Regions from separate parts of the Homo sapiens genome. Here region 2 is linked to region 1. Evidence: read pairs that join two places in POLR2A ChIA-PET (ENCODE). Cell type or tissue: PC-9. All regions are shown on one strand. Each heading gives the region's core, and the rest is flanking DNA. Links, peaks and the distances in the headings are about the cores only.

Region 1 (15,886 bases), core at 10,206-14,205:
GATTTTTTTTTTTTGGAGACGGAGTCTTGCTCTGTCGCCAGGCCGGAGTGCAGTGGTGTGATCTCAGCTCACTGCAACCTCCGCCTCCTGGGTTCAAGCGATTCTCCTGCCTCAGCCTCCTGAGTAGCTGGGATTACAGGCACGCGCCACCACACCTGGCTAATTTTTTGTATTTTAGCAGAGACAGGGTTTCACCATGTTGGCCAAGACGGTCTTGATCTCCTGACCTCATGATCTGCCCACCTTGCCCTCCCAAAGTGCTGGGATTACAGGCGTGAGCCACCACGCCCGGCCTGTAGTTAGATTTTTAAAAAACCATCATTTTAAATGAATCTGGGCAATATTTAGTTATAAAGAATGGCATAAAAACTGCTCAGTTCAAAGGACTTTTGTAACATACATTTGTGTGAACTAATTTTACTTTTGGCTCGTCTTCTTACCCATATTTTCCTTTCACCCGACTCCCTTAGCTACATTATCCTTTTGGTTGTATGAATTTTCCTAAGTTGCTTCCAACTCTTTGTAAAACAGAGCAAGGTTCCAATAAAAAATAAGATTGGTCCAGTTTTCTTTTAAGTGGTACAGTGGTATATATAAAAAATGATGTTCCAAACAACTCATTATAACAATTAAGAATAAGTGGCAAAAATAATGCATGTAAATCACTGAATACAGTGCTTGGCACTTAATGAGCATTCAAAAGTAGGATGAAAGAACACTATTAATTCTCATTAGCTTCTCTTCTCTGGGCCTCAGTTTTTTCATGTCTTAGGTTTTGTTCATTTGTTTAATAATTTATTCAAAAAGTATTCACTGAATGTTTACTACCTGCAAAGAACAGCTGCAGACACTGGAGATACAATGATGAACAAACCAAACGCCCTATAATCATGGGGCTTATATTCTAATAGAAGAGACAGACAAAAACAAGTACACAAACAAAAAGAAAATTCCAGGTAGAGGCTGTTGCTATGACAAAACTACAAGAAGACTGGAGAGGGATTTAGAAATAGCATGGCTACTTTAAACTGAAGGTCAAGGAAAGTCTCTCAGAGGAGGTGACCAGCAAGCTGAACCAAATGTAGGCCTCAGAAAGGAAATACTAGGGGCAGAACATTTCAGGCAGAGAAAAGAGCAACTACAAAGGCCCTTGGGCAGGAAGAAGTTATGCCAGGATCCAGAAGCAGCAAGGAACCCATGCGGCTTGAGTGGAGTAAGGGAGAGACAGAATGATGGAGGGGCAGCCAGGACCAGATCACACAGGCCTCAGAGGTTGGTAAGAAGTCTGGGTTTTGCTGGGTGCAGTGGATCACACCTGTAATCCCAGCACTTTGGGAGGCTGAGGTGGGCAGATCACGAGGTCAGGAGTTCGAGACCAGCCTGGACATCATGGTGAAACCCCATCTCTACTAAAAATACAAAAATTAGCTGGGCGTGATGGCAGGTGCCTTTATTTTTTTATTTTTATTTTTTGAGATGGAGTTTTGCTCTTGTTGCCCAGGGTGGAGTGCAATGGTGCGATCTTGGCTCAACACAACCTCCGCCTCCCAGGTTCAAGTGATTCTCCTGCCTCAGCCTCCTGAGTAGCTGAGATTACAGGCATGTGCCACCAAGCCTGGCTAATTTTGTATTTTTAGTAGAGACGGGTTTCTCCATGTTGGTCAGGCTGGTCTCGAACCCCCAACCTCAGGTGATCCACCCGCCTCAGCCTCCCAAAGTGCTGGGATTACAGGGGTGAGCCATCGTGCCCGGCCAGTGGGCACCTTTAATCCCAGCTACTCAGGAGTTTGAGGCAGGAGAACCGCTTGAACCCGGGAGGCGGAGGTTGCAGTGAGCCGAAATGACACTTACTGCACTCCAGCCTGGGCGACAGGGCAAGACTCCATCTCAAAAAAAAAAAAAAAAGTCTGGGTTTTATTCTAACTACAGTGGAAGACCACTTGGAGGGTTGTAAACAAAAATGCAATAAGATCTGAACTTGGTTTTTATTTTATTAAATTTTTTGAGACAGAGTTTTGCTCTTGTTGCCCAGGCTGGAGTGCAATGGTGCAATCTTGGCTCACTGCAACCTCCACCTCCTGGGTTCAAGTGATTCTCCTGCCTCAGCCTCCCAGGTAGCTGGCATCACAGGCATGAGCCACCATGCCCGGCTAATTTTGTATTTTTAGTAGAGATGGGGTTTTACCACGTTGGTCAGGCTGGTCTCGAACTCATTACCTCAGGTGATCACCCGCCTTGGTGTCCCAATGTGCTGGGATTACAGATGTGAGCCACTGCTCCTGGCTAATTTTTTGTATTTTTAGTAGAGACGGGGTTGCATCATGTTGGCCAGGCTGGTCTCGAACTCCTGACCTCAGGTGATCCACCTGCTTTGGCCTCCCAAAATGCTGGGATTACAGGTGTGAGCCACCATGCCTGGCCTAAACTTGGTGGTTGTTTTTTTTTTTTTTTGAGACAAGAGTCTCACTCTGTTGCCCAGGCTGGCGTGCAGTGGTGCAATCTCGGCTCACTGCAACCTCCGCCTCCTGGGTTCAAGTGATTCTCCTGCCTCAGCCTCCCGAGTAGCTGAGAATACAGTCATGCACCACCACACCCGGCTAATTTTTTTATTTTCAGTAGAGATGGGGTTTCACTGTGTTGGCCAGGCTGGTCTGGAACTCCTGATCTCAGGTGATTCGCCTGTCTTGGCCTCCCAAAGTGCTGGGATTATAGGCATGAGCCACTGAGCCCAGCCCTGAACTTGTTTTTTTTTTTTTTTTGAGACGAGTATTGCTCTGTCACCCAGGCTGGAGTGCAGTGGTGCGATCTTGGCTCATTGCAACCTCTGCCTCCCAGGTTCAAGCGATTCTCCTGCCTCAGCCTCCCAAGTAGCCGGGACTATAGGCCCACGCCACCACACCTGGCTAATTTTTGTAATTTTAGTAGAGACGGGGTTTCGCCATATTGGTCAGGCTGGTATCGAACTCCTGACCTTAGTTGATCCACTCGGCTTGGCCTCCCAAAGTGCTGGGATTACAGGCATGAGCCACTGCACCCGGCCCTAAACCTTTTTTTTTTTTTTTTTGAGACGGAGTCTCTCCCTGTCACCTAGGCTGGAGTGCAGTGGCGCGATCTCAGCTCACTGCAACCTATGCCTCCCAGGTTCAAGCGATTCTTCTGCCTCAGCCTCCTGAGTAGCTGGGATTACAGGCGTGCACCACACCCGGCTAATTTTTGTATTTTTAGCAGAGACGGGGTTTCCACCACCTTAGCCAGGCTGGTCTTGAACTCCCGACCTGATGATCCACCCACCTCGGCCTCCCAAAGTGCTGAGATTACAGGCATGAGCCACCGCGCCCAGCCTGAACTTGGTTTTTAAAAGACCACTTTGGCTGGAGTATTGGGCAAGAGTGATTTTCTAAGGTCCCTTCCCAGCTTTTTCCCTGTCATTCTAGGCTGCCATGAACTGGTTGCCTGAGCCATAAAGACACAGTTTCTGGATTAGAGTGACTGAAGAGCTTAGAGTGGTTCCTTGCCCTTGGCCGGAGTAGGGAATCTGTGTCACCTTGTTCTGCAGGAGATGGAGGAAGTGACTCCCTCAGGGAGGGGTGGGAATCCCATCTTGGAAAACATCCTCAAACCACCTGTATTGTTTCTGCCTCCTGTGTGGAAGTTTCTGCCAATGACACAGTGCTCTCTGGAATGCACCCCCCCAACGCACACACCCAATCTTCCGTTTACACAGGCATAGCTGTACTTTGCATTCCTCCTAGGATTTAGTTCAAAGCTAGCCTACAGGAACTGGTCGATAAAGAGTTACTGATTGATTACTAAAGAAAGAGAATATTCTCAGCCATTAAGCAAATATTAATGAGTTTTATGAGTATTATGTTGGTCTCTGGGGGTGCAAGGTGATTAAATGGGTTTCTAGTCTTCACTGAGCTCAGAATTCAGTGGATAGACCAAAAACTACAGACAACTACAATGCTGGATACAATAGTTATAACAGCAACATTTACTAGGGCCTTCCTTATCCAGGTAGGACAAGTTGGCTTTGGAGCCAGACTACCTGGGTTCAAATCATGGTTTTACCACTTACTCGCTGTGCATCTTTGAACAACTTTCTTAACTTCTCTATAGGAATAATAAGAGAACCTACCTGAGTGGTACTATTTTGAGAATTCAATGAACTATCTCATATAAAACACTTAAGTGCAAGTGCTCATTGTTAAATATTACTAAAATTACCTTAATACCTGCACCATATGATCTTACATACATTCTTACAAAAGGCTCTTAAATCCTTACAAAAACCCTATGAAGTATTATTATTATCCCCATTTTTCAGATAGGGGGACTGAGGCTCAGAAATGGAAAGGAATGCACCCAAAATCTAACAGCTGATATGTAATAGAGACCAGATTCAAACTCAACTCTGTCTGATTCCAGAGCCCATACTTCCAATTAACAAAATGATCCCCTTTTCATAAAGAGCCCCAGCACAGTGCCTAACACACAGCAGAGACTTTATAAAGGGAGCTATGGTTATTATGTCATTGTCCCTGGAGTTTCCAGCTGTAGATGCTGTAGAACCCAGAGGAGGGGGCCTCTCTTTCACCCTAAAGGGATCTGAGAAGGGTTTAAAGGTGCTGGGTGCCAACTACAGGCTTTGCTTGGGAGTCCCAAAGGTTTCCCTCACTGGGGCTTGGGATACTAATATGGAACCTACACTAGCACCACTAAATCAGACCCAGAAAGTTCCCCCAGGTGTCCAAACACCTGCATGAACAAGCAGGCAGTTTCCTCTAGGTTGACTTCTTGTCTGGCCCTACACATCTCTCAGTTTCATCACTCAGCCACCAGCCCTGGGTCTCATGTATGCACCTGCTGCTTGACCCAGTCCCAGGAGACACTGAGCCTTAGAATTGGGCTCCTTCTCTGGACCTTGCCCCAAAGGCTATTTCTGAGTGACTCCCTGGGACTTCCCTGACATGGTAACCCCTAGGGCTCCAACTGAACATGGGTGCTGTGAGCAAGGGGAAATTCTTCTGAGTAGCAGATGGAGAGTGGGTAGAACAAGAGGCAGTTGTTCTGGATCAGAGATAAGCATGGGGTGAGAACCATAGTACACTGGATTTTATGTTTAAGCAGCACTGATCCTCGATAGTTCAGAACTCCCGCACTGAAGTCCAGCGTAGGCAGGTAAGGACAACCTGGAGCCAGGCATTAATACTCACTTCTACTTCCCATCTGAGTCATATTCAGAGTCTGGCCTTGCCTGGTACTTTGACTGCAGAAGGCAACCCATGGCTAAATCAAGGCACCTCAAGCCTCATAGAGAAAAGGGAAAGACTCAGCATTTGCTGAGCTTTTACTCTGCACTAGGCAATGTGTAAGTGCACTTTACATGTACCATTAATTATTAGGAATGTTTGTTAATCCAGTCACTAAACACTCAGCCACCAAGTACTAGGCCCAGCAGTAGCTGTTAAGAGTGAATAAGACATAGTTTTTATCCTCAGTAAGCTCAGAGCACCTCGTTTAGTCTTTCTCCCAACAACCCTCTGAAATGAGTATTACTTCCACTTTATAGATCTTCAGGTTTACAGAGGGAAGTAACTTGTCCAAATTCATGAAGCCAGTTAAGTGATAAGATATTGCTTCTACTCAAAAAATGCTTGTTGACTGAATGAATGAATGAATGACACAGCTATGGCTGTGACTTTAGTCAAGGAGTAGCAACAAGACCAAATATTTATAGTTCTCAAAGTGCTTTTTCATCTATCATCTCTTTGGGCCTCCCTGCTAGCCCATGAGGGAGGCAAGGCGGGTGTTATCTTTCTTCAACATATGAGGCAACAGGCAGAGCTTGGGCAAGAGGCTTGAGGCCACAGAGCAAACAAGGAGTGAGTGGGGCCATCCTGGAAAAACTCCAGAGTTCCCACAATGCCATGTTTAATCATTCAAACCCATGTCAAGCACCTACTGTGTGCCAGGCATGCTCCTACCCACTTTAAATACTTAACTCATTAAGTCTTCCACTCAGTCAACAAACAAGGAGGACCCTGGGAAGATAAAACAAAATATGCCCCATTGCCAAACGCCTAGTCAACAACACTGGCCAAACCTCTACTGTGTACAAGGTATGACTTGGGCCTTGTAGAGGAGGTAGGGGACAAGGTTGTGAGCCAAGGCCCCAAGCTTCAGGTACCTTAAAATCTCTAAACTCTTGGTCCAAAGATATCCACATATTCTGTCAGCCTGAAAGTTCACTCCTGGAGAGTAGATCCAATAGCAATGACAACAATTTGTTTACCAGTGATTGCAATGTGACAATAACAGTAATAATAGTAGCTTGTTATACTAAGTAATTACTATATGCTGGGCTCCTTGGTAAGTGCTCCATGTATCTTTTCAACTATTTTCATGCTCTCAAGAGTGTTTCAAGAAAAGCGCTGTAGGCCGGGCATGGTGGCTCACACCTGTAATCCTAGCAGTTTGGGAGGCTGAGGCGGACAGATCACCTGAGGTCAGGAGTTCGAGACCAGCCTGATCAACATGGAGAAACCCCGTCTCTACTAAAAAAACAAAATTAGCTGGGCGTGGTGGCGCATGCCTGTAATCCCAGCTACTCGGGAGGCTGAGGCAGGAGAATCACTTGAACCTGGGAGGCGAAGGTTGTGGTGAGCCGAGGTGGCACCATTGCACTCCAGCCTGGGCAACAAGAGCGAAACTCTGTCTCAAAAAAAAAAAAAAAAAAGGAAAAAAGAAAAGCACTGTATATTGTTACCTCTTTTCCATACATGAGGAAACTAAGGCTGGGAAAGATTAAGTATTTGCCAAGGATAACTATTAAGCAAGTGAGACTCACCAACTCAACAACGGTTTGTCAAATTTCGTACCTGACTCTTAACAACGATGGAATTTCTCCCAAGGAGGCAAGGCAGACACCAGGAATACCAGGAGCAGCTGCTGCCTGAGAGAGTGGGGGGCCTCCAGAGCCCCCAGAAGAGTCTTCCTAACCTCTTTCCATCAGGTTTTAACATCACACTGAGATGGGGAGGTAAGGAAAGAATGGTTAGGTGTGCTCAATCTATCCTTAGGGCAACAAGGGTCTGGCCCTCTTTGTTGACCCTCAAGGGAAGAAGTTTGTGACTTCCCATTTGTCACTCACCAACCCTCTAGAGAGAAACAGAAGGGGGCAAGGGCATGGGAGTATTTTCTCCCTGGGGTTGGGGGGCACACACAAGGGAAGAAGCAGCAGCCTTACTGGCTCTTTCCTCCCCTGGGCAAGAAGCCTGTACATGTGATACAGTGTATGTCATTCACATGGAACCCCCTTGGGGAAATGCCAAGGTACCTTTTGGACCCAAGAAGCCTCAGAGAGGAGAGACTGGCAAAGCCCTGAACTGCAAGCTAAGCTGACAATTTCTAAGCATTGTAACTAGGTCATCAGGTTCCTGGAGAAGCCAGCTGTGGCTGGGGGATGGGGAGGAAAATTTTGCAGCCTACCAAGATCCCTACTTCCCTTTAGGCCCCACCCTCCCTGAAATCTGCACCTGCTCCCAAACTGACCCCTCCCCCCAGCTGAGCCCAGCTGTCAACGGCTCCCAATGCCCCGCCCTGCCTTCCTTAGGCCAGAACCATGGGGGCCTCTTGGGCAGGAGGTACCTGATTGCCACCTGAGCTTTGCAGAGAAGGAGCTGTGGGGCAGGGAAGGATTGGCCTCTCCTAGAAGATATTTCTTGCTCCACCAGGGCAGCAAGAAAGTTAGGCCCCTTTGGGCCTACCTAGGGTACCCTTCCTGGCATTGTCACTGCAGGTGGCAGGAGACAGGTGATGTTTACCCTGCTGAGGCCAGAGTTGCCAAAAGGCTTCAATCAATCCTTTGAATCTGCACCTGGCCCTGAGTCCCAAAATAACAACCAGGGCAGCTTACCTGATCTGCAGGTTGCAGGTGCCTCTGGCTTTTCTCTCCCTGCAGCTCTGCCTGCTGAGCCCTGGCTGGCAAGAGATTCTTTTTCTTAGGGGTTACTGAGACCTAACTGCATCCCACAGGTGCTCTGGGCCTCTCCCCATTAGGCCCACCTCTACCATCAACCATCCCTCTGTCCAGAGGCCTCTGTCATCAGCCACCTGGTTTCTTCCCTGACCAACTTTATTGCTGACACAGACCATCTTTGGCTCTAGCCAGTCTGCCTCCTCATGATCTCTCAAATGCTTCATACATACTCCACCCTCCAGTTCTGTCTGGGTGGTTCTTACCCGTCTGGCCTGCTCGTGTGTGTGTGTGCGCGCGTGCACGCGTGTGTAACTAGCCTGATCTTTTTGGTGTGTGTGTGTGTGGCAGAGTCTCCCTCTGTCGCCCAAGCTGGAGTGCAATGGCATGATTTCAGCTCACTGCAACCTCCATTTCCCGGCCTCAAGTGATTCTCCTGACTCAGCCTCCCAAGTAGCTGGGATTACAGGCGCCCGCCACCACACCCTGCTAATTTTTGTATTTTTAGAAGAGACGAGCCGGGTGCGGTGGCTCATGCCTGTAATCCCAGTGCTTTGGGAGGCTGAGGCGGGTGGATCACGAGGTCAGGAGATCGAGACCATCCTGGCTAACACGGTGAAACCCCGTCTCTACTAAAAATACAAAAAAAATTAGCCGGGCCTGGTGGCGGGCACCTGTAGTCCCAGCTACCCGGGAGGCTGAGGCAGGAGAATGGCGTCAACCTGGGAGGCGGAGCTTGCAGTGAGCCGAGATCGTGCCACTGCACTCCAGCCTGGGCAACTGAGCAAGAGCAAGACTCCATCTCAAAAAAAAAAAAAAAAAAAAAAAAAAGAAGAGACAAGGTTTTGTCATATTGGCCAGGCCAGCCTCGAACTCCTGATCTCAAGTGATCCACCTGCCTCAGTCTCCCAAAGTGCTGAGGTTACAGGTGTGAGCCACCACGCCCAGCCACAGCCTGCTCTTGTTACATTCTTTTCACCTATTTAAACCCATCATGGTCCACATCTTCCTAAGACATAACAATGCCTAACATTGACTGAGTATATCAGACACCGTGTGAGGTGGTCTACACAGTCACTTATTCAACAAATATTTGCTAAGTGCCTCCTATGTACCAAGCACTCTGCTAGATGCTGGGGATGAAAGACAGGATAAAGCCCGTGTACTCCGAGAGCTTATGTTTTACTACAGGAGACAGATGGTAAACATGTAAACATGGCGACCTCTAGGGAGGTGATATCTGAGTTGATACCTGAATGATAAGAAGAGAGAGAGCCCTGATCAGATCCATAGGATGAGTGATACAGGCAGAGGAAAAACAGCAAGCCTATAAGGAAGAGATTACTATCATCTTCATTAAGAGATTAGTATTATCTCCATTTACAGACCGGGAAACTGAGGCCTCAGTGGAAATTGTACAAAGCTACGGTGCTGAGAAAGCTATGATTATTTAAGCTGTCAGTGACCTCTCTCCTTCCTAACCCTTTCCACTGTTGATGCAGAAGACAGTCTGGATTGGCAATGCAGTTGGCTAGGGAAAGGGTGCAGGTTGATGATACAGGCTGAGGGTGGAGGCCTCTGGGCCCAGTAATCAACTGGGTAGCTGATGGTGGAAGCTGGCCCATTTGGCAGAGGCCCAGGGCCCAGCAATGCAGTCAGGTGGGCTCAACTTCTTCCACTTTTGGTGTTTACTCTACAGGTTTGGCACAGTTTGCCTCAAGCCATTCACCAAGTGTTTGAGGTCTATTCCTACTGCTTCAAATGAGTTTGCTTCCTTAGGGGCAGAAACTTTTTTTGTAGCCTAACCTGTATCTAATAATAACCCTTCATGTTCATTGAGCAGGCCCTGGCTGAGTCCTCACCCAACCGCGGGCCCTGAGCCAGGTAGTCAGGGTAAAATAAGCCAGTCTGGGCTTGTAAGAAGCAATGACGCTTATAGGCTTTTGCATCAGACACATCTGAGTATAAGACCCAGCTCTGCCTCTTAGAAGATCTGTTACTGTGGACACATTAGGGAGCCTCTCTGAACCCTAGATTCTCCATCTTCACAGGAGAGCATTTGTGAGAACCAAGTAAGATGATTATATTGAGGGGATAAACACAGCACCTGGCACAGAGCAAGTAACTACTCAACCCATAGTATCTGTTATTATTACCAAAAAACACACTTACATTTCACTTTCTCATTCATGCCTCACTTACTCTGGTGGCTTGGCATTATTCTCTCAGGCTTATGGATGAGAATTTGAAGCTGATTTGCTTTGTGTTATGCCACCAGCAAGGAGTCAAGCTGTCTCAAATGTGAGGCCAGAGTTTTGTCTGTGTATGTGTTGAAGGTGATTAATACATATCAACTATAATGAATCTTGCCTGGTGTGTCTGGCAGCTGAGGAGAAGGATGGATGGCACATGTAGACTGATTCAGATGGCAGAGGGACACCAGCAAGACCCAAGGTGTGGAGTATGGAAACAGACCATTGAGGGATGGGACTCAGTCTCAGTTACCACAATATCCACAGTATCACTAGCATTTAGCACATTACAAAGCATTTGTCAATATTTGCTGATTTAACAAAAGAAATGAAACTCCAAGGACAGCTCCAAGCCACACATCCAGCTTTAGGAGAGGCAGACAGTATTGATAATACTGTGTTAAAAGCCAGAACATGAATTCTAAGTCTGATGCTGCCATTTACTGTGGGACAAGACCCCTTATCTTAGTTTCCCCTCTGGAAACAGGGCTGAACATACCCACCTCTCCTACTTCACTGGGAAATAACTTATAAAAGGAGTTTGGTAAATTGAAAGTATTATCATGCACATAAAAAGAATAATCATGACAATACAGACTACTAAGACAGTAGAGTGTGAATCCCAGCTCTTCTTGGTACTAGCCTGTGAAGCTCTGGGTATATCACTTTTCTCTGAGCCTCAATTTTCTCAACCATAAAATGAAGGTAACAACACCTACTTTGCAAGATTTTTAAGGACTGGAGATAAAAAGGACAGGCTTCAGAGTAAGAGAGACCTGGTTTCAAATGCTGACTCTGCCTCTGGCTAACTATAAGCCCTCCCAAATCTCAGTGCCTATAACGATAAGGTTGTTGGGATAGTAACAAAAACAGCGTCACTAAAGGCTGTCACATAGTGAGCACTGGATTAATGCCAGCAGTCACCTAGACAATAGCGCACTGGACGAGGGAACACAGTGGAGCGTTTAAAAGGGGGAGGTTGGAAGCTACCCTCCCAGGCTTTGCCTCTTACTAACTGTGCTACTTTGCATAAATTGCTTAACCTCTCTGTACCTCAGTTTCCTCATGTGTGAAACAGGGATAAAAGAACCTACTTCAGAGTGCTGCTGTGAGAATGAAATCTATTAATACATGTAAAGCACTTTGAACAATGGCTGGCATAGAGTAAGCACTCAATAAGTGTTAGATACTATTAATAGTAATGTTAACAATAATATTAATCACCAACTGGAGTAAGAGGGAGGGACTGTTTATCCTGGGACATGGGTGTCCCATGAAATAATTACAGAGAAGTCTCAGCAGCTGTTTGTAGGCAAGTTTTTAGCCTCGAAGACTCTATGGAAAGGACACGAGGCTGGGGGCTCCTGAGCAAATATCCCAGTCCCACTGACCAGGAGGCCAGTCTCTAGGGAAGCGAGTCAGGCTCCTTGGAAGGGACACTATGTTCCTATCCCTGCCTGACTCGGGGGAACAAAGGCACGTGTGTATGTGTGTGTGGCCAGGGAGGAGGGAGGGGAATGTTTCCCTTTCAAGAGAGGAACAAAGGATCTGAGGCATAGTTGAGTGCGTTCCAATCCCCTCCCAGGCCAGCTCCCATTCCTCAGATGATTGTCCAACAAGGTTTTCAACCTTCTAGCTTCCTCCTCAAAGGTGACTGGGGGAGGGGAAGGCAGGCTCTGTTTCACTCCACCCTTTATCATCAATTTCCAAGAGGCAGGATTTATATGTGCCAAACCTCAAGTTATCTCTTAAGAATCCCATCCTATGCAGGGGTGGGGTGGAATCTCCTAGGGGAACTCAGGGTTAATGGATGACACAGGGCACCGCAAGCAACAGGTTTAATGCATCTCCAGGGGAAGTCCAGGACTGAAACTGCTAATGCGTGATGGAGCCAAGGAGAGAACCCAGGAATTCTAACTGACCTCCCTCACAGCCTAGCCTAGGGTAGGGGGTAATGGCCTGGCAGAACCAAGTAGAAAGGCATTTTCTAAATCTTGAAGGGATGATCACAGCTGGAGGCAGAAGCCAGGTGAAGGAGGAAAGGGTAGGGAGCAAAGAAAGTAATGGACAAGAGGAAAGGCAGGGACACGTCCAAAAAAAGTAGTTTTTGGGGGGCGGACCTCTAGGGACATTGCTTTCCAGTTTCCACACTCTTGCCGGCAGGGCTGGGACAGGAAGCAGTCCATGGAAGTCATCGCAATGGCATTTCCTGAAGAGCTGGAGAAAAACCTCCAGTTCCGAGGGGAGCACTGGAGGCTGCCCAAAAAGCTGTGTGGCTCAGAGTTCACTGTAAGGCTCAAGCTTGGCCCGAGAGTCTCATCAGGGATGAAACCAAATAGCAGACGGTCCCAAAGGCAGTTTCTTTATACAAAACCACAATTTCAAAAATCAATATGTAAAAAAAGAGAAGCCAGATGATGTGAGTGAAGAGCCCTAGGATGATATGAAAGCCTTAAAAGAATGAATTAATTCACCCAATCTTCAGAAAAAGGTGGCATTACTATAGCCATTTACAAGTTAAAAGACTTGCCCAAGGTCACACAGCAAGCTAGTAGTCAAGTTCCAATTTGAAAGTCCAAAAACTGCCTCTTCCTCCTGATGTAACCTTGGGCAAGTCAATTCATCTTTCTCACCTGATTTCTCTCCTTTGAAACGGAGATGTCATCCTTCCTGCTCACCTCTCTGGGTGGTTATAAGGATCAAAAAGGCAAGGTGGATCTGAAAGTGCTTTGGAAGCTGTAAGGTGTTACATAAATATAGGGTAGCACTATTGTGGGCTCAGTGATAAACTAGCCTGCCTTGACACTGGGTTTAGTTAAGGTGCTGACATATCTGTCAACAGGAGAGAGCCATTTTAAAATATAACTAATGTGAAATATGCTGTAATGGTGGAATCCGCCACAAGGCCTAAGGATAGAGAGAACCAGCATTCCTTTATTGCCTACTTCAAACCCTCCATCTTGCATAAAGGGAAACTGGGGACTGGGGGTGAAGTGACTTGGCCAAGGTGAGACTGAGAGTAGAACTGGGATTCCAACTCCAAGACCAGTGCTTACACCACCATTGCACACAAACACTGTGGAGCTCCTACTACAACAGAAATGCTGCAAGGGCCTGCTCTGAGATGTGCTGATGGGTCACTATGGTATTTAGAAAAAGGAGAGTGGATGCTCAAGATTCCGTGAATGGGTCTCTGACATGCGTTCTGTGGAAAGATAATAAGAATAATGATACCAACATGGCTCCAGTCTTTATGCATCTCAGGTATACCTCACTGTGTCTTTACCATCGCCCCCTGTGAGGCAGGTATTATTATTTGTCCCAAGATTCAGAGAGGTAAAAGGAGCTTGCATAGGTAGACACGGATGAGTTGGGAACTGAACTCAGACAAATTTCATTTACTCAGACAGAAATACTGTTGGAGTGGAAGAGGACCATTCATCAGAATATCACATTTGGAGAGAACTATTCCCAAAGAACATCTATCTTACTTAACTTTGATTCTAGGACCTCCAAGTAGTTGAAAAATATGGTTTCCAGGATGGCTGGACCCATCAATATACCATGTGCAAGCCTGGTCTTATTCTCCAGTCCCCGTCTCACTACACCTCCACCTCTAGGTCCAAGCCACTATTCTTTTTCACCTGGCAATTGCACCAGCCTCTTCACTGGGCTCCCTGTTGCCACCCTTAAGAATACAGACCAGGCCTGGCACGGTGGCTCACGCCTGTAATTCCAGCACTTTAGGAGGCTGAGGCGGGCGGATCACGAGGTCAGGAGATCGAGACCATCCTGACTAACATGGTGAAACCCCGTCTACTAAAAATACCAAAAATTAGCCGGGTGTGGTGGCGGGCACCTGCAGTCCCAGCTACTTGGGAGGCTGAGGCAGGAGAATGGCGTGAACCCAGGAGGTGCAGCTTGCAGTGAGCAGAGATCGTGCCACTGCACTCCAGTCTGGGAGACAGAGAAAGACTCTGTCTCAAAAAAAAAAAAAAAAGGAATACAGACCATTCCACCAAAGCCAAATCCTCATCATGGTCTGTAATGCTGTATGCGATCTGGCCCCCACCTACTTCTCCATCCTCCTCCTCAACCATTCCCTCCCCACCTTCTACCCTTTTCCCCTTTGCTGTTTCTTCTCCAGCCACATTGACCTTCTTGCTCATCCTTGAAAATGTCAAGCATGCTCCCTCCTGAGTCCATTCCCTCTGCTTTAAACACCCTTTGCTGTAGGGTACCTACATCATCCACCTCCTTACCTCATTTAGCGCTTGGCTCAAATAAATTTAGGTAATACTTTTGTTGGGACTCAGGACATACCATCCCAAAATATGACTGTAGGAAAACAATATGCCACCCCAAAAATATACTTCTTTGGCATATTTTGAACTGGTTATTCTGAGAAACTGCAGACATAAGAGTAGCTCTGAAAAGCTGTCCTTTTGTAAAAGAAATTCACATCTAAAAAGGAAATCTACACTAGTAAAGGTATCTGTATTAGGAAGAGGGCTGCTCCAGACAAATTTTATTACCAGAGAGACTTTTTATTTTTATTTTTTGAGACAGGGTCTTGCTCTGTCACCCAGGTTGGAGCGCAGTGGCTTGATCTCGGCTCACTGCAACCTCCACCTCCCAGGCTCAAGTGATCCTCCCACCTCAGTACACCCCCTCAACAGTATCTGGGACCACAGACACACGCCACCACCAATTCTTTCCCTCACCCTGCCATAACTTGGGTTGCTGCCACTCAAGCCCCTAACAGAAGTCCCAAGCCCCATATTCTTTTCTGTAGCTCAGGATGCTATATAAGCTTCAATTATCTGACCCTTCTTTGAGCCTCATATTTTGTAGGATTCCTGTGTACAACTATGTAATTAATTATTTTTCCTCCAGTTAATCTGTCTATGTCAATTTAATTCTCAGCCCAGCCAAAGGACCTAGAAGGGTAGAGGAAAGCCATTTTTTTCTCCCTTACACCTTCTTTGATCACTCTTTTAAAACTGCAGCCCCACCCTCCCTTGCTAGACATGCCCTATGCCCCAACCTGCTTTATTTTCTTCATAGCATGTACAATCATCTGATATAAACATGTAATTATATATTTATTGCCTGTCACTCCTCATTGGAATGTGAGCTCCATGAGGACAGAAACTTAGTTTTGCTTACTTTTGTTTACTGCCATACTCCCAGTATGGTACACAGTAGGAGCTCAATAAACATTGTTTGACTCAACGAATGAATTATTAGGTAAATAGCCACTCCCATTATTGTTATTCTGGCTTGACAAGGGTCTGTTTCTTCAGAAATTTAGTGGGTTTCTCTTCAATTAGGTATCTGCTATGCCCAAGGCCTCTGCTCAGTGCTGAGGAAACAAGCATGGACAAGATGTGGCCTCCACCCTGAGGAGCTCCTAAATCTAGGACAGAGTAAATCTGTTAGAAATGTCTTCTCTGCACATAATTTAAGCTCTACCAACTGTTAACTTCTTTTCATTTATCCAAGTTTTGCCAGGTACCACACCAATAAAAAAAGACTCAGTCCCTCTTCCTTCAGATATCTGAAGCTGGTGATATTCTCCTGGGTCTTCTCTTCCCCAGGCTAAACAAAAAGACCCAGTGGGATTGCCTGACTCAGGTCTGCCAACTGGGAACAA
Region 2 (15,886 bases), core at 6,611-10,610, 72 kb after region 1:
TTCAGCCTCCTGAGTAGCTGGGATTACAGGGGTCCACCACCACGTCTGGCTAGTTCTTTGTAGTTTTAGTAGAGATGGGATTTCATCATGTTGGCCAGGCTGGTCTCGAGCTCCTGGCGTCAGGTGATCCGCCCACCTCAGCCTCCCAGAGTGCTGGGATTACAGGCATGAGCCACCGTGCCTGGCTCACTGGTACTTTCTTAAAAGTCTGTTCTTGGTCTTAGGGAAAAAAAGGAACTTGGATTGAGACAGAAGATAAAGTAATTGGGCAGACCAGTTTGTTGTTTTCCTATTTTTTTCTAAAGGCAAAGGAAAAGAAAACAGTCAAATCCAATTCACCTGTGGAGGAAAAATATGACTGAGAGAGCTGAAGGGGTCACAGTTCTGCTTTGCTCGGGCATAGAGTTGTTATTGGTGGAGTCATAACTATAAAGTTCTCCTTACTGGATTGAAAAAGCACCCCTGGAGTTTATAGGATTTTCCTCTTAGAGATGCTGAGTTAACTGTGCTTTCAAAGTCAATCCATAGCTTTTCTTATCAAAAGTATTCCAGTTATTCTTTTTCTCCATAGCTATGACCACACCTAGGAGATGGGATTCTTCTACCCTGTGCTACTACTTTTTTTTAGTTTGCATCTGACTGAAAGGCCTCAAACCTAATAGTACTCAGTGAATATGACACATATATTAGTGTCCCTGAGGACTACTTCAAGTTTTGGGTTACAGGTAGATAGTAAGCAAAGTTAGATCCATGGTGACAGAAATAGCAAAAGGACTGGAGTAAAGGGGATTTACTGGTGTTCCCTATCTTAATGTTGTCTGTATGTTTTACTGTGTTCATCTCTCAGGGCAACCTGTGAAGAAATCAGTGAGCCAGGTCACCAAATCAGTTGACTTCCACTTCCGCACAGATGAGCGAATCAAACAACATCCTAAGAACCAGGAGGAATATAAGGAAGTGAACTTTACATCTGAACTACGAAAGCATCCTTCATCTCCTGTAAGTTGATGGACTAAATGAACATTTCTGTTACTAATATTCATTTAGGATTTTACGTGTAGCATTTGTGGTCACTGTTTATAATAGTATAATTGAGAAAAAAAACCTTGTGTCTATAAAGTTGTGTAAAATATAACAGATCTTTTTTTTTTTTTGAGATGGAGTTTCACTTTTGTCGCCCAGGCTGGAGTGCAATGGCACGATTTCGGCTCACTGTAACCTCCGCCTCCCGGGTTCAAGTAATTCTCCTGCCTCAGCCTCCCAAGTAGCTGAGATTACAGGCGCCTGCCACCACTCCCAGCTAATTTTTGTATTTTGTAGAGACAGGGTATCCCCATGTTAGCCAGGCTGGTCTCAAACTCCTGACCTCAGGCGATCCACCTGCCTCAGCCTCCCAAAGTGCTGGGATTACAAGTGTGAGCCATCATGCCTGGCCAATATAACAGATCTTATAGGAAAAATAGGGTTGGGGCAGACCAGTCAAATCTCATGCAGTTTTGTTACCAGAGCACCAACAAAATCAGTAATAATCGTTAAGTAAAAATGCTAGTACTAATAATCTCCACTTGCATTTGTAGTCAGTATCATCATTTTTTGAAATTAGTTATTTGCATTCTTAAACCCTGAGGTTATGCTTCTTTCTTTGAGATACAGGTCCTTGAAGGGTTTTGCTTCCAATTAGAGACCAGTTTTATCAAAATTACTGGTCCAAGGAATAGGAATAGGCTTCTTCATCAGTCTCTTTAGGGGATGTATGGAGAGATTCCACTGATTCAGGAAGCTGCCTGACCTGATGCATACCCAGAGGCCCAATCAATTTTTTTTTTTAAAGTGGAGTTGAGGGTGAGATTTCTTTGCAGTGCTTTTTGTCTTCAATTCTAAGATAGCTTACTCTGGATTCCTTCAAAACATTGACATGGTTGGGGGGAAATTACCTATGTACTATTCCAGAACATAAGATTTGTTAAGTGCTAGATCCTTTCTTCCATTTTTAATTTTTTTTAATGAGAACAGATTAGTTATAACCCTTGCTCAAGGACTGACAAACTTCAGAATAATAATCTTGGTTTTACACAGGCCTTTTTTATTGATCCTCTGTGCCGAATATGTGGCTTATGGTAGATGTGAGCTCTTCCGTGACATTTCATTTGGGGAACAACTTTTCTCTTTACAGGCCCGAGTGACTAAGGGATGTACCATTGTTAAGCCTTTCAACCTGTCCCAAGGAAAGAAAAGAACATTTGATGAAACAGTTTCTACATATGTGCCCCTTGCACAGCAAGTTGAAGACTTCCATAAACGAACCCCTAACAGATATCATTTGAGGAGCAAGAAGGATGATATTAGTAAGTTTCCTACCAGTATCACAGTTGGATGGAACCTCTCCTACATTCCCTCTGCTTACATCTTAGGCACAGATTTGTCTTTAGCTGAAATCCTAGTTTTTCAATTAAAGTATGGCGTGTGACTATGCAGACAACAAATGTATCCTTCAGAATTTTTCAAACCACCCAGCTGTCTGTCTTATACCCATCAACCGTCTTGATCCTCCTCATCAATAATTGGCCAAGGGGAATGAGTTAAGGTAACCTGAGATGTCATTACACATCCTTAACGGACATTTTTTTGCCATGTGTCAAAGTGTCACATTGCATTTAGTTACCTATAGAAAATGAAGGCATTTCATTCATTCAAGGCTATGTGCTTTTTATTCAGTGGTCCACCAAAATTTTTACTACTACTAACCAGGCACACTGTGTTAGGTATATAGAGGTAAATAAAATAGACTTGGTGCTACTCAACATCAGGTTTCTAATTCAAGTTTCAAAACTCGACATCAAGTTTCAAAAGCCTTTACCATAATTTGTAGTGACCTATTTATCTCTGTCATTAGAGATACACTAATTAGTTCTTTGCATTCTTAAACTGTCATTAGATAAACAGGTCACTACAAATTATGGCAGGGGATTTTGAGGAGGAGGGAGGTGCAAGAGTCAAAGGAGGTGGGAGATAGGGAGAGCATGTCTGAATGTTGAGAAGTCTCGTCAGAGATAAAGAAGCTGAAGGTACGAGAGAGAGGAGATAACTAATGGATTAAGTCCCTGAGCAGGCAGGTATTGGAGGGATACTTAGCACAGGTGGAGTGAGTGTTCTTTAAAAGGAGGATGGAAGAGTGGGAGGAATGGGTGCAAATACTGGGGGAGTTTGTAGATTTGGTGGTGAGCAGATGAGCGGATTCTAATGTAATAGTTTCTATCTTTATGGAAATAATTTCTGCAAGAAGGAAGATGAAATCTGAAGGGTGGAGGTGGTATTAAATAGTTGTTGGGAGTATAGGGATAGTATTCTGGATAAAGCAGAATGTGGTTGTTTTACCTTTGAGGATCTCTAAATTTTTTATATCCTTGCATAGGCATTTTTTTTGAGACAGAGTCTCGTTCTGGGTGTCATCACCCAGGCTGGAGTGCAGTGGCGCGATCTCGACTCACTGCAACGTCCACCTCTTGGGTGCAAGAGATTCTCGTGCCTCAGCTTCCCGAGTAGCTGGGATTACAGGTGTGTGCCACCATGCCCAGCTACTTTTTGGATTTTAAGTAGAGACCAAGTTTTGCTCTGTTGGCCAGGCTGGTCTTGAACTCCTGGCCTCAAGTGATCCGCCCGCCTCAACCTCCCAAAGTGCTGTGATTACAGGTGTGAGCCACTGCGCCTGGCCAAGTACAGCATTTTTTAATATTATTATTATGTTCTAGTGGCCAAAATGATTTTGTTAGATTTTATAGTATGAAAATAATGAAATATTCTTCTTTATTCTAATGGAAATTTAAATATTAAGCATAACTTTTCAAATAATATATGACTCAGAGTCTGATATGTCCTGCTTTCAGAATACTAGTCCTGGCAAAAGGAAAGAGAAATTATATTATGCAATTTTTATTTAAAACTTTGTACAGTTACAGCTAAATAATGGTTACATGTATCTTTGAAACATGGCTTATTTCTAAAATAGATTTGGTTTTGATCTACCACTGTTATGTGACAAGACCTAAATTGAAAGATTCATTCTATATTAGTTATGAAAATTGACAAGGTTTCACTGGCCAGGTAAATTAATATTTTCAATGAGTGGTGGTGATGTCTTAATATTGATGCTTTAACATAGTTTTTAACTTTCTCCATTTGATTTTCTGTAAGATGTGGTCTTGATGCTTTTATATTGATTTCATAAAATTGGGAGTTTTCACTTGGTCTTCTTTTGTTATTTATTTATTTATTTATTTTCCTTCTTGTTTTGCTTTTTAGAGACAGGGTCTTGCTCCGTCACCCAGGCTGGAGTGCAGTGGCGTGATCATGGCTCACTTCAGTGTCCAACTCCTGGGCTCAAGCAATCCTCCTGCCTTAGCCTTCCAAGTAATTGGGACTATATATAGGTGCATGCCACCATGCTTACCTAATTTTTATATTTTCTTAGGAGACAGGGTCTCATTATGTTGCCCAGGCTGGTCTTGAGCTCCTGGCCTCAAGCAGTTCTCCTGCTTTGGCCTTCTAAATTGCTAGAATTACAGGTTTGAGCCATTCTGTTCAGGCTTTACTTGGTCTTTAGGAAGGCCTTATATCTTTTTTTTTTTTTTTTTTTTTGAGACAGAGTCTCGCTCTGTCGCCTAGGCCAGAGTGCAGTGGCGCTCATTTGGCTCACTTGGCTCACTGCATGCTCCGCCTTCCAGGTTCATGCCATTCTCCTGCCTCAGCCTCCCGAGTAGCTGAGACTACAGGCGCCTGCCACCACGCCCGGTTAATTTTTTGTATTTTTAATAGAGACGGGATTTCACCGTGTTAGCCAGGATGGTCTCGATCTCCTGACCTCGTGATCCCCCTGCCTCGGCCTCCCAAAGTGCTGGGATTACAGGCGTGAGCCACTGTGACCGGCCAGGAAGGCCTTATATCTTAAAGCTGGAATAAGCAAAAATTTTTTGTGTTAATAACAAGCAAAATAATTGGCATTGTCAATAGAAAGTATAGGCCTGGCCAGGCACAGTGGCTTAACGCCTATAATCCCAGCACTTTGGGAGGCTGAGGTGGGTGGATTGCTTGAGCCCAGTAGTTCAAGACCAGCCTGGGCAACATAGTGAAACCCTGTCTCTACAAAGAATATAAAAATTAGCTGGGCATGGTGGTGCATGCCTGTAATCCCAGCTGCTTGGGAGGCTGAGGTGGGAAGATCACCTGAGTCCAGGGAGGTTGGATTTGTAGTGAGCCTTTATGCCCCTGCACTCTAGCCTGGGCAACAGAGTGAGACCCTGTCTCAAAAAAAAGAAAGTCAGTCTAGGCCCGTGCAGTGATAAGGAACCTGTCAGACATGGATGGATTTTCAGTTCAGAAGATGACAGTAGAGTTTACCCAAAGGCTACCTTAGTCATACCCCTCAATAAAAGAGGAATAGGGGAGAAGTAACTGAATGTTGGTTGGTTTGACCAATGTAAGCTGAGCTGACTGTTGTGGGCCCACCACTCTGTGGTTGGTTTATCCCTCTCTGGGCTACATAGGTGAATCACCACTTACAAGTAAACTGGGTCTTGCGGATCTAGATGAACATCTGTCATCTCTGTTTACAGACCTGTTACCCTCCAAATCTTCTGTGACCAAGATTTGCAGAGACCCACAGACTCCTGTACTGCAAACCAAACACCGTGCACGGGCTGTGACCTGCAAAAGTACAGCAGAGCTGGAGGCTGAGGAGCTCGAGAAATTGCAACAGTAAGTCCCACTGGCAGTATCTGAGGAAGAGTTCCACGAACCTGCCTACTTTATTTTCAGTTCTGTTAGGGTGACAGTTGCTATTTTTCTTTCCGTAAAAATTTATGGCATTTGAGTAGTAGGCTCTGCAGGCTACGCCCCTGCCTATATGATTTAAGGACTATAGTGGGAATATGGAGATGTTCTGGAGTATAAACTGGTAAAAATTGAATCCAGGCTGGGTGTGGTGGTTCACACCTGTAATCCCAGTACCTTGGGAGGCCGAGGCAAGAGGATCACTTGAGTCCAGGAGTTTGAGACCAGCCTGGGCAACATGGTGAAACCCCATCTCTACAACAAATACCAAAAAAAAATTAGCTGGGCATGGTGGCATGCGTCTGTAGTCCCACCTACTAGGGGGCAGCCTGAACCCAGGAGGTCAATGCTTCAGTGAGCCAAGATCACGCCAATATACTCCAGCTTGGGTGACAAAGCGAGACTGTCTTGCACATACACACATACACACACACACACACACACACACACACACACACACACACACAAAATCTAATCCAGAGGTTGCAGTAGAAGAACTTACTTAGGATTTCAATTAAGGAATGCCCTCTAAGGTTAAGTTAGGTAGATCCCACCCTTTTGTGACTCCCCAAGGGATTGTTACAGCTATTATTAGTGGAGGGAAATGGAAACTTAGTGTGATTCGTAGCATTGGAGTTTATTTCCTGTATCCTTCTTCCATTCCTTTTTGTGCTTCTTTTGAGGAGGGGGAGCTTCTTCTGTGAAGTGAAGCCTCAATTCTTAAGTGGTAGGGATGTTAGGACTGTCTGATTTATTCTTTCTTCTTTTATTCTTTTATTATTTTTTATTTATTTATTTTTTTTGAGATGGAGTTTCGCTCTTGTTGCTCAGGCTGGAGTGCAGTGGTGCCTCTAAGCTCACTGCAACCTCCGCCTCCTGGGTTCAAGAGATTCTCCTGCCTCAGCCTCCCTAGTAGCTGGGATTACAGGTGTGCACCACCACGCCCAGCTAATTTTTGTATTTTTAGTAGAGATGGGGTTTCACTGTGTTGGCCAGGCTGGTCTTGAACTCCTGACCTCAAATTATCTGCTCACCTTGGCTTCCCAAAGTGCTGGGATTACGGGCATGAGCCACCGTGCCTGGCCCATTGTTTTTCGTTTTTATTTATTTTATTCTGTTGTCCAGTCAATGGGAGCATAATCTTAATGATTACTATTCTTTGTGGTTGGCTTACTTTGTTTGTGAAGTTTTCATTTTATTAAAATTTTTTTTGTGGTTATTTAAATTTTCACCTTACAGATACAAATTCAAAGCACGTGAACTTGATCCCAGAATACTTGAAGGTGGGCCCATCTTGCCCAAGAAACCACCTGTGAAACCACCCACCGAGCCTATTGGCTTTGATTTGGAAATTGAGAAAAGAATCCAGGAGCGAGAATCAAAGAAGAAAACAGAGGATGAACACTTTGAATTTCATTCCAGACCTTGCCCTACTAAGATTTTGGAAGATGTTGTGGTAAGGTTGAGGCTATGTGTGCTGGCAGAAGTGTACTGCTCATGACCAGATATCCACCCATTCACACAAAAGTTTGGGTAGATATTATGAGCAGGGCATCATATTAGGAACTGCAGGTGATAAAGAGACTTATCGGAAGTGGATTTTGCTTTTAGTTAACTCAAAGTCTGGTATGGGAGACAATATATGTGTGAATAATAGAAAATGGACAGAAGTGTTCTGAGAGAGATGACAGTTAAAATAGGAATTCAGAGGAGAAAATGGTTTCTTCCAGATAGAAAGTTCAGGGTGTGCTTTGTAGAGAGGCACATTTGACCTGAGCCTTGACGATGTACTGTAGTAATAGTTATTGTGTTGCTATTGTTGTCATAATAGCTGACAATTTTACTGTGTGCCAGGACTGCTCTAAGCCCTTTTCATATATTAGCCCATTAGTTTTGACAACAACCCCTTTAGGTGGGTTATTTTATCACCTGTTTCAGATGAGGTAACCGAGGCACACAGAGGTTATGTAGTATTCCTAGAGCACTCAGCTAGTACATGGTGGAGCAAGTAAGAGTTCAGACACTCTAGCTACAGAGTCTGTGATCCTAATACCTCATTATATGCCTCTCCATTACATGATAGAATTTTGACTTGCAGAAATGCAAATGGACTGGATTGGCAGAACATTCCAGGCAGTAGGAATTACATGATAAAAAGCCTGACGGTGGGAAACAAGAAGCTTCTACTGGGAGCTGTTAGTGGGTCAGTTAAGCTGGAGAAAAGTTTATCAAGAGCCACTGGAAACTGTTTCAGAGAAGTGAGTTGTAGTTTGATAATAGGCTCACAACCACAAGTTTAGAGAAAATGTGCAATCAGGAAGCAAGGCTACAGTCAGAGAATAAGCAATGGAGTTAAGCACCTGCATAAATGCGAAAGCGGCTTTTAGTTACATTTCAGTGCAGATGAGGACCTCACCCGCCGCCACTGGTTTGGATTGCCTGGATTGATGCAGGTCCGGGATAACTCTAGAAGCACTCTGTTTTCCTATCTTCTTTCTTTTTGCTTGCTTTAGAGTCACCATGCTTTTAGGGGAAACTGCACCAATGTATTACCTTTGACTGAGTACCTAGTTTTGTTTATTGTATTTTCTTAGCACTAAATCAGAAGCAACTTGAAGTTATATTTTCCAGGCTTTACAAAAATCATGATTATGCTTAGAAATGGTTCTCCTCCCTGATACCTACTTTTGATTGAGAGCTTTTTGCGTGACTTCTGTTCACGATGCTTTTTTTTCCCTGCCATGATGCATATGTACTATATGCCAAGCTCTGTTACAATAAACTGTTAAGAAATCTTCCCCCACCCAAGTGATTAATCTCCAAGGGCTGTGCCTTCTTTGTCTTTACCCATTGAGGAAACAGTGTTGTGAATACAACAAGGGAAAAGTAGGTTATATGCAAACCTCAGAGTTGTAGAGCCAGAAGGGCTCAACGTTTAGTTTTACATACAAGATAATGGAGCCCCAGATAAGAGAAATTATTTCTTCAGGGTTTCTATAACACTCTTTTGGCACCTTGCTTTTGGTTTTTTGTTTTGTTTTTTTTTTTTGAGTTGGAGTTTAGCTCTTGTTGCCCAGGCTGGAGTGCAATGGCGTGATCTCGGCTCATGGCAACCTCCGCCTCCCGGGTTTAAGCGATTCTCCCACCTTAGCCTCCCGAGTAGTTGGGATTACAGGCGCATGCCACCACGCCTGGCTAATTTTCGTATTTATAGTAGAGACGGGGTTTCGCCTTGTTAGCCCGGCTGGTCTCGAACTCCTGACCTCAGGTGATCCACCCGCCTTGGCCTCCCAGAGTGCTGGGATTACAGGCGTGAGCCACCGTGCCTGGCTGGCACCTTGCTTTTAATAACATATTTTCCTCCAAGCTTTTCCCCCTACCTAAGTTTTTGTTTTTATTTATGTACCACTCTCTCAATTTGTCCTATATCCTTGTACCTTACATACCAATATTATTATTTTAAAAATCAACTCACTTTGTAACCTAACGTAAATTTAAAGGGAACTTTTAAATAAATATGTAAATGGAAAACCAGTACCTTTTGCCACAAATAACACAGCAATAATAGCTAATACTTATATAATGCTTATTACATGCCAGGTCTTTATTCTAAGCTTTTTACATTTATATAATAATGCACTTAATTCTCACAACAACCCTATGAGGTAAGCACTGTAGGTACTTAATCCATTTTACAGTTAGGAAACATAGAGGTTAAATAACTTGCCCAAAATCACAAACTAGTGAGCGGCAGAGCTAGCATACGAATCTTAGGTGATATGATTCCAGGGTCCATGCTGTTATATAAAAATAGAGGTTACCTTTTAAAATAGAAGGTTCTTAGGAAGTATGTGCTTATTTAAAAAAAAAAAAAACAACAGTCTACACCTCACCTAAGATCCTTTCTCATAGCATCAGTCACACCTGAACTACTGTTTTTTTTTTTTTTTGAGACAATCTCACTCTGTTGCCCAGGCTAGAGTGCAGAAATGTAGTGGTGTAATCTCAGCTCACTGCAACCTCTGCTTCCCAGGTTCAACCAATTCTCATGCCTCAGCCTCCTGAGTAGCTGGGAATACAGGCACACACCACCATGCCCAGCTAAGTTTTGTATTTTTAGTAATGACTGGGTTTCGCCATGTTGCCCAGGCTGGTCTTGAGCTCGTGGTCTCAAGCAATCCACCTGCCTTGGCCTCCCAAAGTGCTAGGATAGTAGGCGTGAGCCACTGCACCCAGCTGAACTACATTTTTGAAAACACTGATTAGGAAATTGGTTTGTCAGTTGTGTGTACTCTAGAAATGCTAGGGTGAAGTAGTAAGTAGGGAAGGGTGACCAGAGTTCATTAGGAGTTAGTTGAGATCTTAGAGTAGTTGGGTACCAGGTTATACCTGTGAAAATTCTGTGTAAACAGATCTGCAAAGCACTAGGTAAGGTGTGACCGAATTGATACGATTTGCGGAATGGAAGTGTTTGCCAAATCCAGCTGGTTCTCAGAATCCTCTGGGGCTCTTATTACATAAACAGATTTGTTGGGTACATCACAGAGGGAGCCCAGATAAAGCACTGAGTATGGTGCCTGACACGCAGTAAGCAGGGGTATTATTAATAGTAATTGTCATTTTATTGAGTGCTTACATTGTCCTGAGTACTTTATGTAGATTGTCTTATTTATGTCTGATTACACTTCTAAGAGGTGGAGTCTATACTTATCCCTATTTTTCAGACAAGGGAATAAACACTGAGAGGTATCTAGTATGCAGAACCAGAATCTGAGCCCATCATCTCCTTAAACACTGTATTATTGTACCCTACAATGCTTACTGTTATCATATTTATTTTGGCAAATGAGGTTTCTGAGTTTGACACTGGCTGTTTGCAGGTTTCCCTACTAAAATTTCCAGTGATTTGACTTCAACTCTTGGTTTCTAGAGAAGCATAGCATAGGAAGAGATGTTAGATGTGTTTTCTTCTACCCGCTTCACTTTTCAGAAAGGGAGGTTTTGAAAGGGGTGCAAACCAAAAAGTATGAGACAGGTCTCAATCAATTTAGAAGTTTATTTTGCTAAGGTTAAGGATGCATGCCTGGGAGACAGGTCTGTACCTTTCTCCAAAGATGATTTTGAGGGCTTCATATTTTAAGGGGAAAGGGTGGATAGTGGGGAAAGGGGAAGAGATTTTGAAAAGGTATGGGTAGGTAAGAGGCAAATGGTTGCATTCTTTGTTCACATGTGAGAGGGGGTAGAGGAATAGTTACTTATGCATTCATCTAGTTCAGTGAATCTGCATTTTTACATAAGATAATTAGGGCAGAGGAAGCAATCAGATACGCATTTCTCAGGTGAGCCAAGGGATGACTTTGAGTTCTGTCCTTTGTCCTGTACCTGTGAAGATAAGCTATCAATTTATATTGTCAGGGTGAAATTCAACAGAACTGTTTTAGGGTGAAGAACTTGGGGCCCCCAAGGAATTTTCAAGTGGGCAAATTGTGAGGGAGGTATGTACCTTTTTCATCTTTGAATGGGAGGCAGGTTTGCATGTTGAAGTTCCTAGCTTGACTTTTCTCCTTGGCTTACTGATTTTGGGGGTCCCAAGATTTATTTTCCTTTCACAGGGGATTATAGCTTGCCTATGGAAACATTTAAAAGAAACATTTATAAGAGAGTAAGTCGGCCAGGCGCGGTGGCTCACGCCTGTAATCCCAACACTTTGGGAAGCCAAGGTGGGCTGATCACCTGAGGTCAGGAGTTGGAGACCAGCCTGCCCAACATGGTGAAACCCTGTCTCTACTAAATACAAAAAAAATTAGCCGGGCGTGGTGGCAGGCACCTGTACTCCTAGCTACTCAGGAGGCTGAGGCAGGAGAATTGCATGAACCCAGGAGGTGGAGGTTGCAGTGAGCTGAGATTGCACCACTGCACTCCATCCTGGGCAACAGAGCGAGACTCTGTCTCAAAAAAAAAAAAAAAAAAAAAAGTCTTTGAACTTCTAGTGTTGGACTTTTACAGCAGAATTTAAGAGCCCACCTTCCAGAGCCTGATGCAGCTTGTCTGTCTGATGCTTTTGTTCCCCATCCACGTCCCCCCCAGTGCTGAAGCTGTTTCGTGTGTCCTTACAGTGTTTCCTCTGCACTTCCACTTGTGGTTGATAAGTGGCAGGGGGACAATAAATAGAGTTGATGAAAGATGGGCTTGGGCAGCAGTGGGCCCAAGTGAGGCAGAAATGAGAAAAGGACTCCTGGGGCAGAGGTGGAGTGACAAAGCCTTGAGCACGAGGGTGTGAAATGTGAACTTGGTGCTGACCTCTATTGGGCAGCCGGGGCACCACGGAGGTGGATGTGGTGTCAGTGAGACCAGTGAGTAATTTTAGCAGAGATACTTTAGGGATGACTTGGGGAGGGCAGCAGGCTTTTTTAAAATATATATACTTCCCAAAATAACATTGCTTCAGAGTAGTTTCCTAACTGCCCTGGGACAGGCCTGAGATCCTGTCCCAGGGTACTTGGGGGGCACATCCTGTCTTAGGGAGAGGTATTCACCTCCCCATTCCCATCCCCAGTCCTGGCTGCTTTTCCTAAATGCATCATTTATCCACCCACATTGCCCCATTCTAACCACATATCACCTCTTTAGAGATACCTTCCCCTTCATTGAGGGAGCATCCCTCTAATAACCATTAGCTCCATATTCTGCTGGGTTTCTTTAGAGCACTTGTGAAAATTTGGAAGTATTTAATTTGTTAAATCTTCATTGTCTCTTTCCTCCATTAGAATGTGAGCTCCCTGAGAACAGGGACCGTGTGTATCTATATTATTCACTCTGTATCCCTAGCCCCTAGCATAGTGACCACCACAGCACAAGCACTCTGATATCGGATAACTGAGTGAGTAATAGTAGAAGCTGACATGCACCTAGACACTAGGAATTCAAAGATGGTATAAGACACGGCCCTTGTCCTCAAAGCTTTCATAGTCTGGTAGAGCATATAGATGTGTAAATGAGTAAATATGGTAATATTAACCAACATATGTTCATTGAACAGTTACTACGGGGTCTTCTAGTAGGTGATATGGGAAGACAAAAGAATGCAAATGACAATATTCCAGTCCTCAAGGAGCTTATAATTTAAAAAACTTAAAATAGCAAAAACAAAAAAAAACAAAAAAAAACTTTCTTTGTTTCTGTAAACCCAATTTTCTTTTCATTATTTCTAATCGAGCCCCTAGTTAACTTTGATGGAAGGGGGGCTGGGGTGTGAGTGGATAGTTGCTGCAAAGATGATTTTCATAAATCATCTTTTCCTCTCCCCCAACTAATTAAGAGATTGAGCTCACTCATACATATCTCCTTCATGGCCTACTTATTAGAGGTTTCCCTTGCTTCTCTTTTAAAATGCAGACATTTCTGTTGGGTGAATGCAGAGAGAGGGAATTATTTCAGAACTAAATGAATCCTCAATTACTTATTTCAATTACTTTATTTTATTAAAAAACCCCAAGGCCTAGAAGGATATCTGATGTGTTTAAGGTTATACAGATTGGAAGCAGAGCTGGGCTGGAACAGACAGACCCGTGGCTTCTTGCTCACTATTTGTCTCTCTTCCACTTGCCCCTGGTGCATTCAAGCAAGATGCTAGTGTCCACATGTCTATAGAAGAGCAGATTTTGTTGTTGTTGCTGTTTTATGGTAAACATCATTTGACAACCCATTTCTTGGAGTTTTGTCACTCTGAATACAAGATCTGCTATATTGGATTTCACTATGCTAATGATTCTAGCATTCTTTAGAAAACATATAAGAAATTTCACAGCAGAATGAGCATTCTCAGTGGTCACCTTGAGAGACTGTAAATCCCTTCCAATGATTGTGATACTGCAAAAAGCATTTTGGAAAAGCCATGCATCTTGAATCCTGAGATGAGCCTTTGGGATCCCTCCCAGGATGACAAATCTTCACGTGTATTTTAAACATTAATTTGCTTTTAGGATCTAGTCTAAGGTTATTTGGAACTAAAACTTCTGAGTAGTCCAAGATAATAGAGGTGTAAACTATTTGTTAAATGAATAGTAAAGATTGAGCAACTGTCTTGCATGGTCCAGAAAGTGCCTTTGAAAGCCACTCCAAGAAAGACATTCCAAACATGTTTCGAACGGTTGCAGCATTGTTGGGATTAAGGAGAAGGCTCCCAAGGTATCCTCCTAGAGTCCAAGGTATAAATTCTGTTACTCATGTGTTCATTCATTCTTACTGCATTCATTCAACAAACATTTACTGAGTGCTTTATACTTGCCAAGGTCTATGTTAGGTACTTGGGTCTGATGGAGTAAAATAGTCTCCATCCTCGAAGCACTCAGGCTAGCAGGGGGAAATGAACATCTAAATAAATAAGTGCAATTAAGTTTTGTATGGACTGTGATAAAACCATATACAATGGGATAAAGGGGTCAGTTCTGTAGGTCCTGGGAGTGGAGAGATCTATTGAAAGGCTTTATAAAAGAGGAAAGGCTTTATAAAAGTGGAGGCTTGAAAAGATGAATTGGGTGCTTTCAAGCAGCCGGGGCATTTCAGACAGAGAAAGCACAAGCAAAGGTAATGAGATAGGAACCATTTGGGGAGCGATCAGTAGTTCGTTGTGGTTGCAACGTGATATGTAAGGAGGGGTGAGAGGTAAGGCGGGAGAGTCAGGAGGGTACCAGATTAATGCTACTACTAAGGAGGCCATGAAGGCGATATTTATGAGTGAGATTCAAGCAAGTGCCTTGTGTTTCACGAAAAGGAATTTGTTATGCTGTTGTAGGTAAGCAATAGGAGCCATTAAAGAATTAATTTTTTTTTCTTTGAGACGGAGTCTTGCTCTGTCGCCCAGGCTGGAGTGCAGTGGTGCGATCTTGGCTCACTGCAAGCTCCGCCTCCTGGGTTCACGCCAGTCTCCTGCCTCAGCCTCCCGAGTAGCTGGGACTACAGGCACCCGCCACCATGCCCGGCTAATTTTTTTGTATTTTTAGTAGAGACGGGGTTTCACCGTGTTAGCCAGGATAGTCTCGATCTCCTGACCTCGTGATCCACCCACCTCTGCCTCCCAAAGTGCTGGGATTACAGACATGAGCCACTGCACCTGGCCTAAAGAATTTTAAGTCAGGAAGTAATGTGATCAAATGTGTTTTAGAGTAATAATGTGGACTACATGCAGACAATGAATTGGAGGAATGAGTTGTGGAGCTGAAAGACTGTTAGGAGACTAGCAGAATGGCACAGGCAATAGCTGAAGTAGGTCTGGCAATGAAACTTTAGGGAAGAGCAGAATAGAGAGCTGATGGGGGCAGGATGTGGACACGAGTGTAACAAGAAATTACTGAGGTTTTGTTTTGTTCTTAATCGATCTGGCCGTACACTTCATTCAAAACAGCAGCCAAGAGATACCATTTTGCAGTTAGGATTAATTGCCAGATTTGTGATAGAATATAAACTCTGTGTGAATCAAAAAATGCTGTGGAACAACTCTCTAAAATGTGTTAGTTTTAAATTATGTGCACAATATGATACATGTCATTTATTCCACAACGATTTGAAATGTTAGCAGTGTTTTAAAATCATTAAGGAAAAATCTTCAGGGTAGTTGAATGTGTTGGAATTATGAGATATAAGGCTGGGTACAGTGGTTCACGTCCGTAATCCTCACACTTTGGGAGGCCAAGGCAGGAGATTGCTTGAGGCCAGGAATTTGAGACCCATCTCTACAAAAAATGATTAGCTGGGCAAAGTGGTGCGCGCTTGTAGTCCCAGCTACTCAGGAGGCTGAGGTGGGAGGATCACTTGAGCCCAGGAGGCAGAGGTTACAGTGAGCCGAGATTGCCCCATTGCACTCCAGCCTGGGCAACAGGGTGAGACTCTGTCTCAAAACAAACAAACAAATAAAAGGATTATGAGATGTAGAAAATTAAATTTCTCTCTTAATTCACCCTCAAAGAGATATGAGAGTTGACAATTTGGTGTTCTTTCCCTTTTATGTTCTTTTATTTTCTGTGCTTAGATTAATTATATTTTAAAAACTCAAAAATATCAT

The links. Peaks named below come from ENCODE experiments on the same cell type or tissue, not always from the same donor. Only the 100,000 strongest peaks of a DNase experiment are listed, where the experiment ranks them.
Region 2: POLR2A ChIA-PET joins it to region 1 with 5 read pairs; 3 of 35 experiments call an interaction of 5 or more read pairs at or near these places.

What each region holds. Positions count from the first base shown.
Region 1 is chr20:31,701,058-31,716,943 of GRCh38, forward strand. The region is part of intron 2 of BCL2L1 (BCL2 like 1); the gene reads right to left. BCL2L1-AS1 (BCL2L1 antisense RNA 1) reads left to right here. Exons shown (of 4, transcript NR_187576.1): 4 at 15,564-15,787. Among named protein-coding and RNA genes, the nearest start is that of BCL2L1, 14 kb to the right of the region's middle. RefSeq lists enhancers at 4,868-4,917, 4,928-5,027, 5,078-5,157, 11,715-12,242, 12,269-12,563. In PC-9, for the core only: no CTCF peak of the experiment used is centred there; DNase peaks (open chromatin) are centred at 11,804 and 12,434; H3K4me3 peaks cover 3,721 bases; H3K27ac peaks cover 4,000 bases.
Region 2 is chr20:31,776,640-31,792,525 of GRCh38, forward strand. It overlaps TPX2 (TPX2 microtubule nucleation factor), which reads left to right. Exons shown (of 18, transcript NM_012112.5): 9 at 848-999; 10 at 2,174-2,345; 11 at 5,610-5,751; 12 at 7,066-7,282. Among named protein-coding and RNA genes, the nearest start is that of MYLK2, 35 kb to the right of the region's middle. RefSeq lists enhancers at 8,981-9,480, 11,617-12,116. In PC-9, for the core only: no CTCF peak of the experiment used is centred there; no DNase peak of the experiment used is centred there.